2 separate regions of the Homo sapiens genome follow, and region 2 is linked to region 1. A link is a loop called in an ENCODE intact Hi-C map of the cell type or tissue named here. Cell type or tissue: dorsolateral prefrontal cortex. All regions are shown on one strand. Links, peaks and the distances in the headings refer to the core of each region. The heading gives the core; the rest is flanking DNA.

The links. Hi-C counts contacts between places; a loop is a spot of excess contacts. Peaks named below come from ENCODE experiments on the same cell type or tissue, not always from the same donor. Only the 100,000 strongest peaks of a DNase experiment are listed, where the experiment ranks them.
Region 2: a loop joins it to region 1, with 4 times the contacts of the local background. A loop is called at or near these places in 24 of 110 quality-filtered maps.

What each region holds. Positions count from the first base shown.
Region 1 is chr18:62,128,194-62,136,195 of GRCh38, reverse strand. The region is part of intron 14 of PIGN (phosphatidylinositol glycan anchor biosynthesis class N); the gene reads left to right. Among named protein-coding and RNA genes, the nearest start is that of PIGN, 55 kb to the left of the region's middle. In dorsolateral prefrontal cortex, for the core only: CTCF peaks have their summits at 4,468 and 4,680 (motif pointing right); a DNase peak (open chromatin) is centred at 4,675.
Region 2 is chr18:61,318,444-61,326,445 of GRCh38, reverse strand. No RefSeq gene overlaps it. Among named protein-coding and RNA genes, the nearest start is that of CDH20, 11 kb to the left of the region's middle. In dorsolateral prefrontal cortex, for the core only: CTCF peaks have their summits at 2,487, 3,794 and 3,993 (motif pointing left); a DNase peak (open chromatin) is centred at 3,985; H3K27ac peaks cover 1,108 bases.

The DNA.
Region 1 (8,002 bases), core at 2,015-7,014:
ATTATGTTATTTACATCTCTTATGCTAATTCTAATTTTCTTTTATTGTAGTATAGTAGAATTGAGATTTGTTAATGGAATTGGTTCTGAGGAATATATAAATGTTCATATGTTTTTCAAGAAATATTGATTGACTAGTATGTGTTTTGCGGATATAGCAGTGAACAGGATAGACAAAGGCTTTGCATTCATAGAGTTTATTTGTACAGTAGTGTCACAGGCAAACTATAACCAAATGAAGAAGTGAATAAGGAATACATTATCAATTCCTTTTATGAAGAAAATACACCGGCTGTTGAGAGTGAGAATAAGTGAGGGTTACTTTAGACCAGCCACTTTAGAAAGGCTGGTTAGGAGCCTGGCCAGTGTGGTGAAACCCTGTCTCTACCAAAAAATATAAAAATGAGCCAGGCATGGTGGCACCTGCTTGTAATCCCAGCTACTCGGGAGGCTGAGGCATGAGAATCACTTGAACCAGAGAGGCAGAGGTTGCAGCAGTGAGCCAAGATCCCACCACTGCACTCCAGCCTGAGCAACAGAGTGAGACCCTGTCTGAAAAAAAAAAAAAAAAAAAAAAGACAAAGAAAAAACAAAAGAAAAGAAAGAAAGGCTAGTTAGGGAAGGACTCTTCGTCAAGGGTTCAGGTGCACACTGCTACCCCTTTTTCCACGTGGCATGGTAACTGATCATAGACTTCCCCTATTTTGATGTTCAGTGTCTGCCTGCACATACATATTCAAAGCCACTGTGTCCTCTGGGGGTCTGGCGGGATGGCTGATTCCCATGTACTGGTTCACCCACTCTAGAGCATAGTGACCAGCCCTGCCTGTAGACCTGTCTGGCTAAAAATCACCACTTGCTAAAAGCCTGCAATATGGTCAAAAAAATCTAAGATAACATGAGAAATGGACTCTTGAGGTCATATGAAATTCAAGGAACAGAACCAAACCTAAAAACATTAAAATTCTCAGAAATATTTAAGAAACTATTGCATCCATAAAACAAAAGCAGCATTAACTTTGCAAAATGTAGAAAGGTACTAGATGCATTAAAAATAACTTCTACATTTAATAAGAAAATAAATATTTCATAAGAATGCAACAAAAAACTTAAAGATAAGTTGTATAAGAATGGTCCAAATGAGAGGCAGATCCTCCAAATTAGAATAGGAAGTGAGTGGACCTCAAACTAAATGAAATGAATTTTAAGTAGTAGATGGATTGAGTAAGAAGCTGGAGGAAATTAAGGACATGATGTATACATAGAAAGCATACATTTCTTCATCCGCCCGCCCATCAAAAAAAACAATGACAATCAGAAACTTAAGGGAGAAAGAAACATTTCAAACTTTACAAGAAAGCATGCTTCAAATATAAAGCACCCTCAGATGTGGCATGATTTTGAACAGTTGCTAGGAGTGTGAGAAAGGGAATTCATTTGAACATTGTCATGTGGATCAAGGCTTTAAAGAAATAGATGAGAAAATCTAATTGTAGCATAAAACTTTGTTTTTCAGTGGACAGTATTTAAATAGTCATGTGATATAAGTATTGGTTTTCAGCTTTTAGAGTCAATCCTTGGACAAAGCAGGGAAGAATGAATTATGATTACAGAATAGAATGCAAATGTTAGCAGCCTTGAAAATGTACAAGTGCAGTTAACAGGTTGGAAGGCAGAGAGGGAAGGAAATGTACATGGAATAGTAGCGGTGCTATTGTCTTCATGAAATAGAATATGGAGAATTTTATCTTTAGTTGAATTCGTCAGAGGTTTAGGTATTAGTTTTTGTTTTGTTTTGTTTTGTTTGAGACTGACTCTCGTTCTGTTGCTCAGGCTGGAGTGCAGTGGCGCAATCTTGGCTCACTGCAACCTCTGCCTCCTGGGTTCAAGCAATTCTCCTGCCTCAGTCTCCTGAGTAGCTGGGCTTACAAGCACGCCACCACGCCCAGCTAATTTTTGTGTTTTTAGTAGAGATGGGGTTTCACCATGTTGGCTAGGCTGGTCTCGAACTCCTGACCTCGTGATCCACCCACCTCGGCCTCCCAAAGTGCTGGGATTACAGGCATGAGCCACCACGCCCAGCCTTAGGTATTAGATTATGAAAGTAACCAAGGTCACCAAAAGAGGAGGTAAAAATGTGATATAGCCAAATTGAGTGGGGAGGAAAGCCAGAGACAACAAGGGGTCAACAAAAAGTACCCCCAGTCATCAAGTCAAGAAAAAGTAAGAAGAACATGTTTTTTAAAAATGTAGGCAAGTACCGGAATAACTAAAAACAAACACATGTAAAAGTTTTTGGTCTGGGTTGGTGAACTGAGAAATGAAAAAGAGTTATTATGCCCTTGTGTAGTGTTTGATTTTTAAAAAATATGTGCATATATTGCTTTGATAAAACTTATTTTTAAAAGTATGTTTATCAAAATAAATAGATATTCTAATCATTGGCACAAATTCAGTAGAATATGTAATTGGAAAAGGATACTATTCATAATAGAAATAAAATACCCAGCAATAAAATAATGAGAAATGTATATTGTAAAGAAAACTGTCAAATTTTATTAAGGACATAACAGGCAATATAAACAAACAAATGTTGGATAATACTGTTCAATACTGTAAAAATGTCGGTCCTCTCCAAATTACTTACTGAATATGGTATTATAACAAAAGGATTTTTGTATAACTCAAAAACATAATTTTAAAATTTATATCAAAAATAAATTCTCAAGAATAGCTTAATTAGTTTTGAGAAAGAAGAACAAGATAAGAGATTTGCTCTGCTAGATAACAGAACACATTCTAAAGCTATTATAACTCTAAAAAATGTAGTATTGATGCAGGCCAAACATATAGATTTAGTGGAACTGATTCGTGAGTACATAAAGAGATAAGATTCACTTGTCTACAACGTGCACCTTGACTTATGATGGGGTTACATCCCTAAGTTGCAAATAATGTAAGTGCAAAATGGATTTAATACACCTAACCTACTGAACATCATAGCTTAGTCTAGCCTACCTTTAATGTGCTGAGAACACTTAACATTAGCCTACAGTTGGTCAGAATCATCTAACATAAAGCCGACTGTATAATAAAGTATTGAATATCTCATGTAATTTATTGAATACTGCATTGAAAGTGAAGAACAAAATGATTGTGTGGGTACTCAAAGTATGCTTTCTACTGAATGCATATCACTTCCATGTTAGCTGAAAAATCCTAAGTCAAACTCTCATAAGTTTGGGACAATCTGTATATGGGATTTGGTTTTGACTGAAGGTAGTGTTTCAAATCAGTAGGAGAAAGATTTGTACTAAGAAAATTGACCATTTGGAAAAAATAAGGCTAGCTCTTGTAACCTCATTTCATTCACAAAACTAAATTCTACATTGATTAAAGAACTGAATATTTAAAAATAAGTAAAAGTGTGAGGTCTATAAAATATAAAATTTAACAGTCATATGGAAAAGATATTAGCTAGCATCATAATCAGAATTTTATTTTATCATTTTTTTTTAATAGAGATGGGATCTCCCTATGTTGCCCAAGCTTATCTTGAACTCCTGGGCTCAAGCGGTCTGCCTGCCTTGGCCTCCCAAAGTGCTGGGATTGCAGGTGTGAGCTACTGTGCCTGACTGTAATCAGAATTTATTAATTATATCAGTTACATAAAATTGGAAAATATACCAGAACCAGGTGGAATACTAAATTGAAAATTATTTTTTAATCATTTAGGGAGATGTGAACCACAGAAATTATTTGTTAAATTATTTTTAAGAGTATTTAGTTTCACTCATTAAAAATTTCATTCCCCCTTGAGGTATTTTGAAATAGAATATTTAAGGGCATTGACTAAATGTTAGCTCTGCATTACAAGTCTTTAATGTTTGGTGTTATCAGAAAAAACAGTTATCACCATTTACTGAGTACCATCGACCCTTTATTTCTTTAGTCCAGTGGGTTTTTTTCACATTAACATCATATATTTCTTTTTAATCACTTTTATATATGCACATAATGTCAGCATGTCTTCTTAGAAACTATATCAAGTAAATGTGGGCCTATAAACATAAAAGATCAAAGAGTACTGTTGTCACACATGCTTTTAGCAAAAAAGATAACCCAGGTTCTTTTCACAAACTATTGTGTAATAAAGTCTTTCCTTTTGTATAAGCATCATTTTTTTTTGTTCTTAGAAATATATTGTTCACTTGTCTGTTCTTAACTTGAGAAAATTCATCTAGGACATTGGCATCTGAAAATTCATAGTATCAAAATTTTCGTGACATGATTAATTTCACCAGCATTATTAGATTTTAGTTTAATGGTATCTTCACCATTTTTCCATTATCTTGTTCAGTCTTTTCTAGCATAGTTATGAGTAATTGGTGAATAATAAAATAATTCCTAGGGTAATGAAATAGCAAATGTTTCAGGACGTAGGAAAAATAAAATTGCCAAGATTCTTTATCTTAGGCTTGTAAAAGGGTCTAACAGGGCCATGTGGTAATTGCATATCCTATTTTTTTGCAAAAATAAATAAATTTTCTCTTTGATATTTTAAAGACCTCTAAAAAGAATAAAAGTCATAAAACATCCATTCTGATAAAGAGAACTGCTAAAAAACAAACACCTGAAGCTAAAATTGGGTCTGGCAGACCCTGGTGATGGTATGCTGAAGGATGACCAGCAGGTGGAGCTACATGACCAGGAGAGGCATAAAAGGATCACCCATCTGTAAAAGGAGGAAAAACACTTTATGTTTAAAATTGTATACTTTAGAGGCTGGAGTAAGACAAGAAATAATTTAAAAGAAAAAATGCCACAGAATAAGAAGAAAGCAAAAAAGATCTCTTCAGAGATATCTTAGGGGGAAGAATACGGAATTGGGAAGGGGATATATACCTTGCCAATAGAAGCAAAAATATTTGTTACTTTTTTATTTGAAAATTATTATATAAATTTGATAAACAAAGAAATTTTAACAAAAAACTGTATTTTCTACTAAAATGGCAACAGTATTTGGTTTCTCTTATAAAATTTGTTTCTTTTAGCTGATAAAGGCCCTTCCCTTAGACCCAACTTAAATACTAGCTTGTATGTGAACCTTTCTACCAGTTTACCTATCTGATTTACTAATTATTTGTAAGAAACATAATTTTCTGCTTCAAAACTGAAATTTATCTTTAAAAAAAACTTCTGTGCATCACATACCTACATAGAAAAATATTATTCATTTATTCACTTATGACATGAAGGGTGATACGATTCTATATCATTGGTCATGCTAAAGGAATGAAAATTATTCTAGAAATAACTTTTTATCCTGCTTTCTCTGTCTTTATACTCTTAAAATATTTTTCCCTTTAAATAGACATTCTAAAAAGGAATAGACAAGTATTACTAAAATATTAGGTCATGTGTAGATGAAAGCAAAAAAAATTTGTAACAAAAATCAGAGTAAGAAAGGGCAGCATTTTAGGAGATCTTGTCCTCTAAACACTAGCTGACCCTGAATAATTGATAAAATTCTTGGTAATCCTAAAATGTGGTTTACCTTATTCTATAGTATTAAGTAACCATTAAAAAAATGAATAGTAACAATTACAGCAAAGTAATGTGCACAGATTAAGACAACTCATTTCTCTCTTTTTTTTTAACTTAAACATGACATGTTTATAGATTCTTTAAAACTTGATATTTTCAATAAAAACAATTTAGTCAATAAAGGAAATTTTTCCTCACAAATTACTATGTAGAATGTTGTATTTCAAACATGTTGCTTTTTAAGTTAATACTTCATTAGTTTATCCATATCTGTAACTATGCATAGATTAAAGGGAAAATGAACAACAAATAGTAAAACCATCACTTTTCCTTGTGGGCAATCTGAATTTGGGCAGTTGATAGGAAGATATATTAGTTTTCTAGGGTTGCCATAACAAACTACCACAACCTACATGGCTTAGCATAACAGAAATACATTCTTTCACAGTTCTAGAGACTAAAGTCCAAAATTAAGGCTAGGAGTCCAAAAGCAAGGTGTCACCAGAACCATGCTCCCTCCAAAGGCTTAGAGTAGAATCTTCCCTTGCCTCTACCTAGCTTCTGGGGGCTGCAAGCAATCCTCGGTTTCCTTGGCTTGTAGCTTTATCATTCTACTCTCTATCTCTGTCATCAGTGGTCTTCTTCCTTGTGTCTCTGTCTCCAGATCTCCCTCTCAAGGACACCAGTCACTAGATTTAAGGTTCACCCTAATTTAGTATTAATGTGCTTTAGCTTGATGATGTCTACAAAGACACTATTTCAAAATCAGGTCACATTCCCAGATACCAGGGGTTAGGACCTTTTTGGGGGACACAATTTAACTCTCAACAGAAATTAATAGTTTACATTTGTCATCATTTCAGCCATTGCAGAGTAATTATCTTACAATGCTTCATTGATTTACTTAACCAGTATTTATTGTTTTCCTACTGTGTCCCAGGCACTATACTGATGTTGGAAAAGATAGACGTAGTGCCTGCCCTTGTTGGACACAAAGTCTAATGGGAACATATAGACAGTATAGCAAATGATACAGCATGATAAGGGATAATTCAATGTATTATGAGTGACTGTTTTTGTAAGAACAGTTGAGGAGCACCAAACCCACAGATGAGGGATGCAAATTTATAGGAAGTTAAATAAGACAACTTCAGTGAAGGCAGTGTTGGAAAGAGAACTTTTGATTTGTTGATACCTCAGAGAGCAGCTGAGATGGAGACGCAAGAAGTCTTCAGCTCAACGCACTTCTGAGGTAGTAACAGCCAATATACTAGCTTTCATTAACTTGACACTAATTGCTATGGGCTGCAGTGGGTCTGAGACAGCTAAGAATGTGGACTTAAGGTGGGAAAGTATGGCAGTGATGTGCTAACAAGAGACTCAGCTCTCTGAGAGAGGGAAAGACTCCCATTAATAGCCTTTGCCAATTTCATTGGTATAAATACGCTCACTATGATCAATCTCAAGCTACCAAGGATGATGCGACTAGAGAAAGGGAAGAGTTGTACACCATCTGCTCTCGGGAGCTGGTGTGAGCAGCCCTCAGCACGCCACTGAGGGAGGGAGAGAAGGGAGTAAGGAATTGAGGCAAGGGGAGAGAAAGCCAGGTGTTGAGAGCTAATAGAAAGTGCTTTCCAATATTGGCTTTGCATTGTCCTTGGAAGGGAATTTTGCAGGGAGTGAGTGGGGAGATCTGCATTTCCAATGAAACATCGTTGTATACTTATATTTTAATATTTCTTTATGATGACTTCTTATTTTGAAGCCAAATAGAAGAAACTTAATAGTTTATTTTTGCCTTACATTTTTCATGTTAAATATATTAAAGAAAATGTATTTTAGCTAAGGGACAGTAGATGCAAATGTAATAATAAAATATTATAGCCCTCTAGAAATAATGGGCTTATAGAATTTAATGAATATTTTAAACATTTTATTAAAATATTTTAATGACTCAAAACCCACTTTTGTAATGTGAAAACAAAGGATAATTTTTTCCTCATATCAACCTAAATGAACTCTTCTACCTTTTTTTCTTTTCTTTTTTTTCTTGATCTCTGTGGCTGCATGTGAGTATCCAGCTGTGCCCTGAGCTAACACTGTTACCTATGCAGTGATTCTGGAGTTGGGTAGCTTTTCCCCCTGATCTCTTATGGACCCCATCTGTTCTAAAGTTCCTTGTTTAAATGTAAAATACCTTCCGTGGCCTAGTGGTTTTAATTATGTTACTAGCTCTGTGGTCTGATCATTTAGGAGTTTCTTTGGCATTCCTCCTGGCTGGCTTCCAGCCATTTCTTTGTTTATACTTTTTACCACAAGCAAATCTCATCATCTCCAAAGATGATATCTCTGAAAGTCCTCAGTTTGTCACACCAGTCACAAGTATCTGAAAAGAGGGGAAGAAAATAATCAAATCCTTTTCCCCAAGTTTGAAATTCAGGAATTTTATATATTTT
Region 2 (8,002 bases), core at 1,505-6,504, 810 kb after region 1:
TTCTAATAAGTCACATTAAGATCAATGTCTTCTGACCTCCAGAAGTGTAAGATATTACATTTGTGCTATTTTAAGCCACTAAGGTTGTGTAATTTTTTATAGCAGCAATGGAAAACTAATACAGAAAGGATAACCAGCATGCTTACTATTTTAGATGTATTAGATGTAATATTTTAGGGTACTCAATGCCCAAGCTACATGAGCTACAGTTATATGATGTCTTGAGATTCAACTATAGAAATATGTTTTGTTATAAAATTCCCAATCCTGGTCTGAAAATAATGTATGTGACAGCTTTAGTGGTATGAAGGCAGAGTGTATGTTCTTGGATTATGTCACACTGTGTGTAACAAGGAGACCCATGGTTTTAAATTAAGTTTCCTATATAGCCCCTCAGACAGTACTCCTAGGTATAATGCTAGCATCTCAAGAGTTGTGAAATACAGCATCAATGCATGAAGATCACAATGCGTGTTTAGAATCTTGTTTGAGTCACCCAATTTGTGTTTCACTGAAACTAAACAATCATGTTCAAATTGTCCTTCTTATACTTCACTCTTGAGTAGCATGTCTTTTGAATGAATGGGTTTAAATAACTTCTTTTCTACTTTCATTATTGTTATTTGTATCACATTTGTCATGTGAACTGATTAATAATTCAACAGAGTAATAATATTAAGTGTTATATCTTTATATAAAAATGTAAATTTTCAGTAACTGAGTAGCAGTTTCTATGTTTTAGCATTGTATGGGTCTGGACTATTACTTTAGTTTTGGCGCTTCATCAAAGCATAAAGTAAATAGCAGAAAAAAATCATATGAAATATATTCACTGTTAAATTCACATGTACACTCAGCATGATACATATGCATGATGATTACTCCTTATTCATAACAAATCTCTTAAAAGCTGGGTAAGGTGCATGTTATTTAAAAATACATTAATTCCTAAAATTAGCATGGACTTTAATTTTTGAGCAGGAACCTCTGGGAAGTGAGTAAAGTCTTCACATATAGATAGAATTGCTGCAATTTTTGATATTCAACGACACTGAATGTTAAGAGAACATAAAGCAGCCTAAAAATAAAGTATAAAATAGGATGACTAATTTTATGTGGAGAGGTTTTACAGATGAAGGAAATTCAATTTGCAAGTCTCTTTGTAAGTAAAAACTATTTGTTATTCTTGACGTTATTTTGAAATTCTTATGCAACAACTAATTGCAAGAAAGAGCTCTAAATATGCTATTGATAACCCATTAAAGGCAAAGTTGCAGGTTACTTAAATTAGAGGATTAATACTGTATAACACTGGGAAATTAATAGCCACTGTTTATCTATTTGTTAGTCATTGAAAAGCATTAGGAAAGCAAAGGTAGTCAAGTGTAGTGGCTAAGAAGTCTGCCTGAGGATTCTCCCAGTCTCTGAGTTTGAATCTGGGCTCAGCTACTTGCCAGGGACCTTGAGCAAGTTAGTTAACTTTGTGCCTGTGTTTCTTCCTCTGTAAAGAAAGGTATAATAGTAGTACATAACTCATGGGGTTCTTATGAGGGTTTAATTAGACCATCCATGACAATTGCTTAGCACATTCTGGCACAGAGTAAACACACGTTAGAGATTACCCACTGTTATTATTTTTTATTGATACATAATAGTTGTACATATTTATGAGCTGCAGATGATATCTTGATATATTCATGCAGTCTGTAATGATTAAACTGGGGTAATTGGGGTATCTATCACCTCATATTATTTCTCTATGTTGGGAACATTCCAAATCTTCAAGCTATTTTGAAAATATATAATAAATTCTTGTTAACTATAATCATTCTACTATGTGATTGAACACTAGAATTTATTCCTTCTATTAACTGTATTTTTGTAACCATTAACCAATTTCTCTTTGTTCCACCCTCTCTTCCACCCTTCCCAGTCTCTAGTAACCTGCATTCCATTCATTTCCTTTATGAAATCAATTTTTTTATCTCCCAGATATGAGTGAGAACAAGTGATATTTGTTACTATTATTAATACAGACTTATAAATATCCCCATGCTTTTATGTTTTTTAGTATCATTATCATCAAGAAAGGAGATTGAAATATTTTGCTTAATATCATTTGTGCTGTTGTTAAAATAGCAAAATTACAAAATTTTCTAATATAAAGGATCTTAGGGTCAAATATCTAACTTTCTCATTTGATTATTGATAAAACTAAACTTGAGAGTCAAAGACACTTGCCCAAAGTCACACCATTTATTCCTCTCCATGTGCATACTGGGTGATTCATATTCATGAATCATGTGGATTCGTAAACCAAATCAACCCTACAGAGCCAATTAGTCTGATTCTTGTTCTTACAAGGGGGAACAGGCTTTGTCAGTGTGAGATACACAGAGGGGAGAGGGACAAAATATTGGAAGTTGAAATGTTTTTCACACAAGGGCAGCATGCACTGAAACATCCAACTGTGAATATTTGGAAAGGACTTCTTTAAAAAAAATAATAAGAAGAAAAGTGCTTACCTCTGAAAGTAGTGAGATTGTAAATTTATCCCGGTTTCTATATGTCAAATGGACTTCAGGCAAGTTCTTTTCTTTCGCTTGCATTGTCTAATCTATAATCTGATATCTGATCAAACTATCTCCCAGGATGGTTAGGAACTCAAAACAGATCCATCTGTGAGAGATATACCAGGAAGAGGTTGCAGATGTCATCTCAATTGCAATGGGAGACTAAGAGGCCAACAGAGGCAGTTAGAGCTAGGAGTATGCCCAATTCATACAACCTCTTGGGGTCAGTAATCTGTATGAGTACTGTGTGCTGAAACAGAGAATTTTGGCTATGACTTTTTCGCATGGTTAGGGTCCACTACAGTGAGCACCTGGAAGGGAAGAGACAGCAGAAATGTGGAAGAGTGAGGTGAGGGTGAATAACGGTAAGGGAAAATAGAATGTGGAGGAGAAAGTAAGGGAATTATTGAAATCCTAATGGCCAGTTTGTCTGTTTTGCCTTTCATATAGTTCATAAGTAAAAAGAAATAGAATAGAGAAGGAAAGAAAATCTAGAAAGTTTGCGAAAGAAGAGGAGAGCATCGTAACCTGCCATTCCAGGTGCTTTTTGTTGCAAGGATTCTTTTGATGAAAAGAAGAGCTGTCCAACAAGAGATTATGTGGCTGGGTACCCTATCAGTTCACTTAGGAGGTAGCCAAGGGAAATATTTTTCAGTAAATCAAATATTTTTCAACAAGAAGTTTGTTGTGAGCTTTAGATCAATAGAGAAAATAGATTTATTTTGGAGAATGTATAGGAGAAAAAGGGACAGAACTCTTAGAAGAAATTTGTGATTTTATTTAGCATGTTTAGGGCTAAAAATTCTCACCATTCTTTCCAGAAATAAAGCAGTGGGATTGAAACAATCGGGCCTTCTTTGGGGATGGTGATATTTTTGGAAAGGAAAAAGACAGATTTGGGGATATAGAATTATAACTGCAGGAGAAGCTGGAGTTAAACCACATTCCAGGAACTTTTCACCTAAGGGGCAAAGGACTATGGGTTTGTGTATGATGGGGCTGATGATGTTGAGGATGACACCAACAGTAATAATAACAACGCATTTACTACACGTATACCATGTGCCAGAGACTGTACCCAGCAATTGCATACATTATATCACTTAAGATGAAATAATAACCTGTCAAACCACCACCATTTAAGATGGCCTCCACAGATGAGGACAGCCAGGCTGAGACATGTTAAGCTTATTTTATAAGTCCAAAGATAAACAAATTATAGGTGCAGCTTAAGAAATTATTCCAGGAAATATGCTGTTCGTGGAAGCCTTCCAGGTGTGGAGAACAAGGACCCAGAAGTGATGTCTTTATGTTGATGGAGAGTCTCTGTGAGGAAGAAGGGCCGATCTTCCCTACTGTCTGAGCCCAGCCAGGGGGAGACAGGAGGGACAGAACAGGCGCCATCTGCCCTCACCGGTGCATGGGCGCCACCTACAGGTGTAAGGCGAGATAGGATGAGGGGAGCCACAGAAGACCGAAGGCAAAATGCAGAGAGGATGGGAAATGGGGAGGTGGTGAGTATTATATAGATCAGTCAGAAGAGCTGTCAACAGCATGGGATTAAGACAGCCCTGCTCAACAATGGACATGATAATCCATTGCCCCAGAAGACGGGTCCATAGTGGAAGAAAGAAGTGAACGGGCCTTCTAGAGGTGTGAACTGCAGAGATCCAAGACCATGAGAATGACTAATCCATAGAACATGGGACCCAAACCCCAGAGGTAAGGATATAGGAGAAGAGAACTAGTGTATCCCCTAGGATAAGTAGGAGAAGGTGGAGGAAGCCTTGTGGATCTAAGAAAAGTCATCTGTCCCTTCTTACAATTTTAAAGCAAGTAGCTCAGGCAGGTAAGATGTGAGTGAAGCTGGCTCCTGGAGGGCTTCAGCACACAACACCAGGCAAAGATGTAGCCTGAAGAACAGGGGTGAAGTACTAAGTGGGGGTTTCTGCATATTAAGAACATAGGCCTGTGGTTTTATAACACTTGTCAGTATGATTAAGCTTGGGGTTAGGTGTGGGTTGGTTAGAGTTGGGTTAGGGCTAATGAATAGTTGTCCTAAAGATGCATGAGATGAAATCTGGGAAGGAGCTTATATGAAAGTGAATCAAGAACAAAAAAAGGTCAAGCTTGTGAATGTATTGAATAAGGAAGTGTATCTCGGGAGAAGAGGTGAAGCAATGGAAAAAAAGACTGACTGATAGAGGTGACAGTTTAGTCAATGTAAGAAAATAGATTGAAGTATTTCTTTCTTCCTTTTTCTTTTTCTTTTTCTTTATTTACATCCACCTCAGTGTCCCAGCCCACCACGATAATAATAGCAGTAGTTAATGTTGACTGAATGTCTACAATGCTCTAGGAACTGTTTTAAGAGTCATATGCACTAGCTCATGTATTCCTTCTGACAGTTCTAGAGGTGCTACTCTTATTGCCCTTCATGTGAAAAAGGACATCAAAGGCAGAGAGGCAAAAAAAGCACACTCAATGTTATACAGGTAGTAAGAGCTAAAGCAGGAAATGCAGTTCAAGTGTTGGGATTTCAGTCTATATCCATTACCATGATACTCGATTGCTTCTTAGTGCGTATCTATCCACCTCTTTATAGGCCAAAATATGTTAATGAAATGATACATGACCTCCCCAAATGGACAGATGTATGTATAACAAAAATATAAATTGTGACTGCAGAATGTGCAGAGGCCCTTATAGTCCTATCTTACTCTTGGGGCTACATTTGCAGGGTTATTATAGTGGTAACCTATAGCTGCACACAAATGATCCCAAATTTAGTGGCTTACAAACCAACCAGAAACATTTGTTATTGCACAGTTTCTGTACACCAGAAATCTACAGACAGCTTGGCAGGGTAGTTCTGGTTCTGAGTCTCATGAGGTGAGAGTTAAGCTGTTGGCGGGGGGCTGCAGCCACCTCAAGGCTCTAGTGGTGGAGTGTTGTTTCTGACTCTCTCCGTGGTTGCCGGCAGCCCTCAGTATCTTGCCATGTGGCTTATCCCCAGGCTGCTAACTTGGAAGCTGGCTTCCCTTTTCTCAAGACTGCTTGAAGGTGTGGCAGCTGGCTTCCACAAGAGTGAGCAATTCAAGAGAGATTAAGGGAATGCCCCAGACAAAAGTGCAGCCTTTTTATAACCTAACCTCATTCACCCTTGCTATATTCTGTTAGTGGGAAGCAAGCTGCTCAGTTTAGCCCCCATTTAAGGGAGGGGATTACACAGATCTTGAGAACCAGAGGTGCCATCATCATTGGGGAATGCCCTGGCCACTGCCATGATTATGCTATCTTAGCAATTGCTTTTGTCTCTGTTTCTCCAACTCCACTTTCCTCTTTTTCACTTCCTGCAGTGATGGAGGCCTTTTAGACTCCATCAACTTCTCTTCTCTGCTCCCTCCTTTGTCTGCCTTTATCTGTCTTTTTTCACACTTCATATGCTTCCTGGTCAATATCCTACCTTCCCATGGCTTCAAACTCATTCTACCTGCATTTTTAATTTCTAATTCTGACCTCAGTTTTGAGCCTCCACCTAATTTCCTGCCTGTAGCACACCTTAGCCTGCTCCATAGACAAACTGGCCAAAACCCAAATTCACCAGCCACATTTTGTCCCACCCCACTCTCCTCTATATTAGGGGGCACAACTGACCATCAGTTTGCACAACTCAGAAATCCAGGAGACACCCTTGAAACGCTTCCCCCTTAGTTTTCCTTAACACTTAGCCAGTCATTATGGTCTTTTCCTTCTAATTCCTAGTTATTTTTGGAGCTACATTTTCTTTTTCTATCCTGATAGCTGCCTATTTCAATTAAGGTCCTTGTAATTTCTTTGCTAGATTATTAAAATAGTCTGCATAAAGGACTCCTTACCTACAATTCATCTCTTCTCAAACTAGTTCTCTGCAAATAAGACCAAGTTTTTCCTTTGTATAAAATTGTATGCTGGCTCCCCTACATCTACAGAATGAAAATTGGAAGAGATACTAGCGTAGTTGAAGAAGTGCATGCTATGGAGTCATACACAGCTGAGTTCAATCCCAACATCACCATTTATTAGCTAATTGAGGTTGGACACATTAAAAAATACTTCAAGCCTTTGTTTCTTCATCCATAAAATGGGGATGTCTTTACTGTAAAGTTGTTAGGACTAAGTAAGATAACATAAACTCCTGGACAGAAAGTGAATTTTCCATAAATAGGGGCTATTGTTGCTAACAGGCTGGCTGCATTATCGGATTTTATCTCTGTTAAGGCAATTAGCACATGTAATTCCCTAAAAATGTCATGCTCTCTACTCTTCTTTAACTTGGAAGATGCTGTTTTTGTTTTTTGTTGTTTTCCTTTTTCTGTTTGGAAGGCCTTTTTTCTGTCCATTCTCCCACCTGCTCTTCAGCTCTCTGCTTGGCAAACTTTGTCTCCTCTGTCAATTTCACTTTCCTCTTCCTGTTGGGACCTCTATGATCACTTCCTACTGATGAGGGGTTCTTGTACTCCTCATGGTGGTGCAACTTCATAGGATTCTGCTGTTTCTTCGCATACCTAGTTCCAGAGTAAACCCTAAAACTCTGGGAGTGGAGAGTCAGTCTCCACTTGTCAACAGTATAGCCCAAATGCCTAGCACCATATCTACCACAGACAGTAAATAATTTGTCTTTTGAAAAATAACATCTGGATGTATATATGTGTGTGTGTATATATATATATATATATATATATATATATATATATATATATATCTGACATCTGAATGAATACTCCTTTTTCCTTCTAATTTTAAGATAATAGTCAAATTGATTTTCAAAATCTGAAAATTCTAGTAAAGTTCTATGTAGGAGGAATAAATTCGCTTTAGGATATGTGGAAATAAAAAATTATAAGCAGAAACTCCATTTAAAAAGATCATCAAGGGATGAAGCATGTCTTAATTAAGCAAAAGAGAGAATACTTTCAAGGCAGGAAATGAGACTAAAGGCTTTCAATGAAGAAATTTATTTGTATAGAAAAAATAGAGCACGAATAACAGAAATCAAGGAACAAATAAAGGAAGAATTTACACATAGGATAAAGTTGATTGGGAAAGAAAGGAGCAAAGGGAAGTTCCTCTGATTTGCCAGTCGTAAAGGGGGTGCTTTGCTGGAGAGGAAAACAAATGGTTTGGATGGTGCTGCAAGAGAGGATGTGAATAATGAAGCACTTTTAAGAACTGTTTCAAGAGCAGGGAGAGCTATGTTCTAAGATTAAAGGAGGTGGAGAAATGATGGAGGAAATACCAGAGAAGTGAAGCAGTTAATGAAAAAAAACAAAAAACAAAACAAACAAAAAAAACACCTCTCAGCCTCCAAGAGAAGAAAAGAGGCAGATTCTCTATGACGGGGGGTGCTGGGCCTTGATGTCCTAACTCAGGTTCTTTCAGAGTCACCT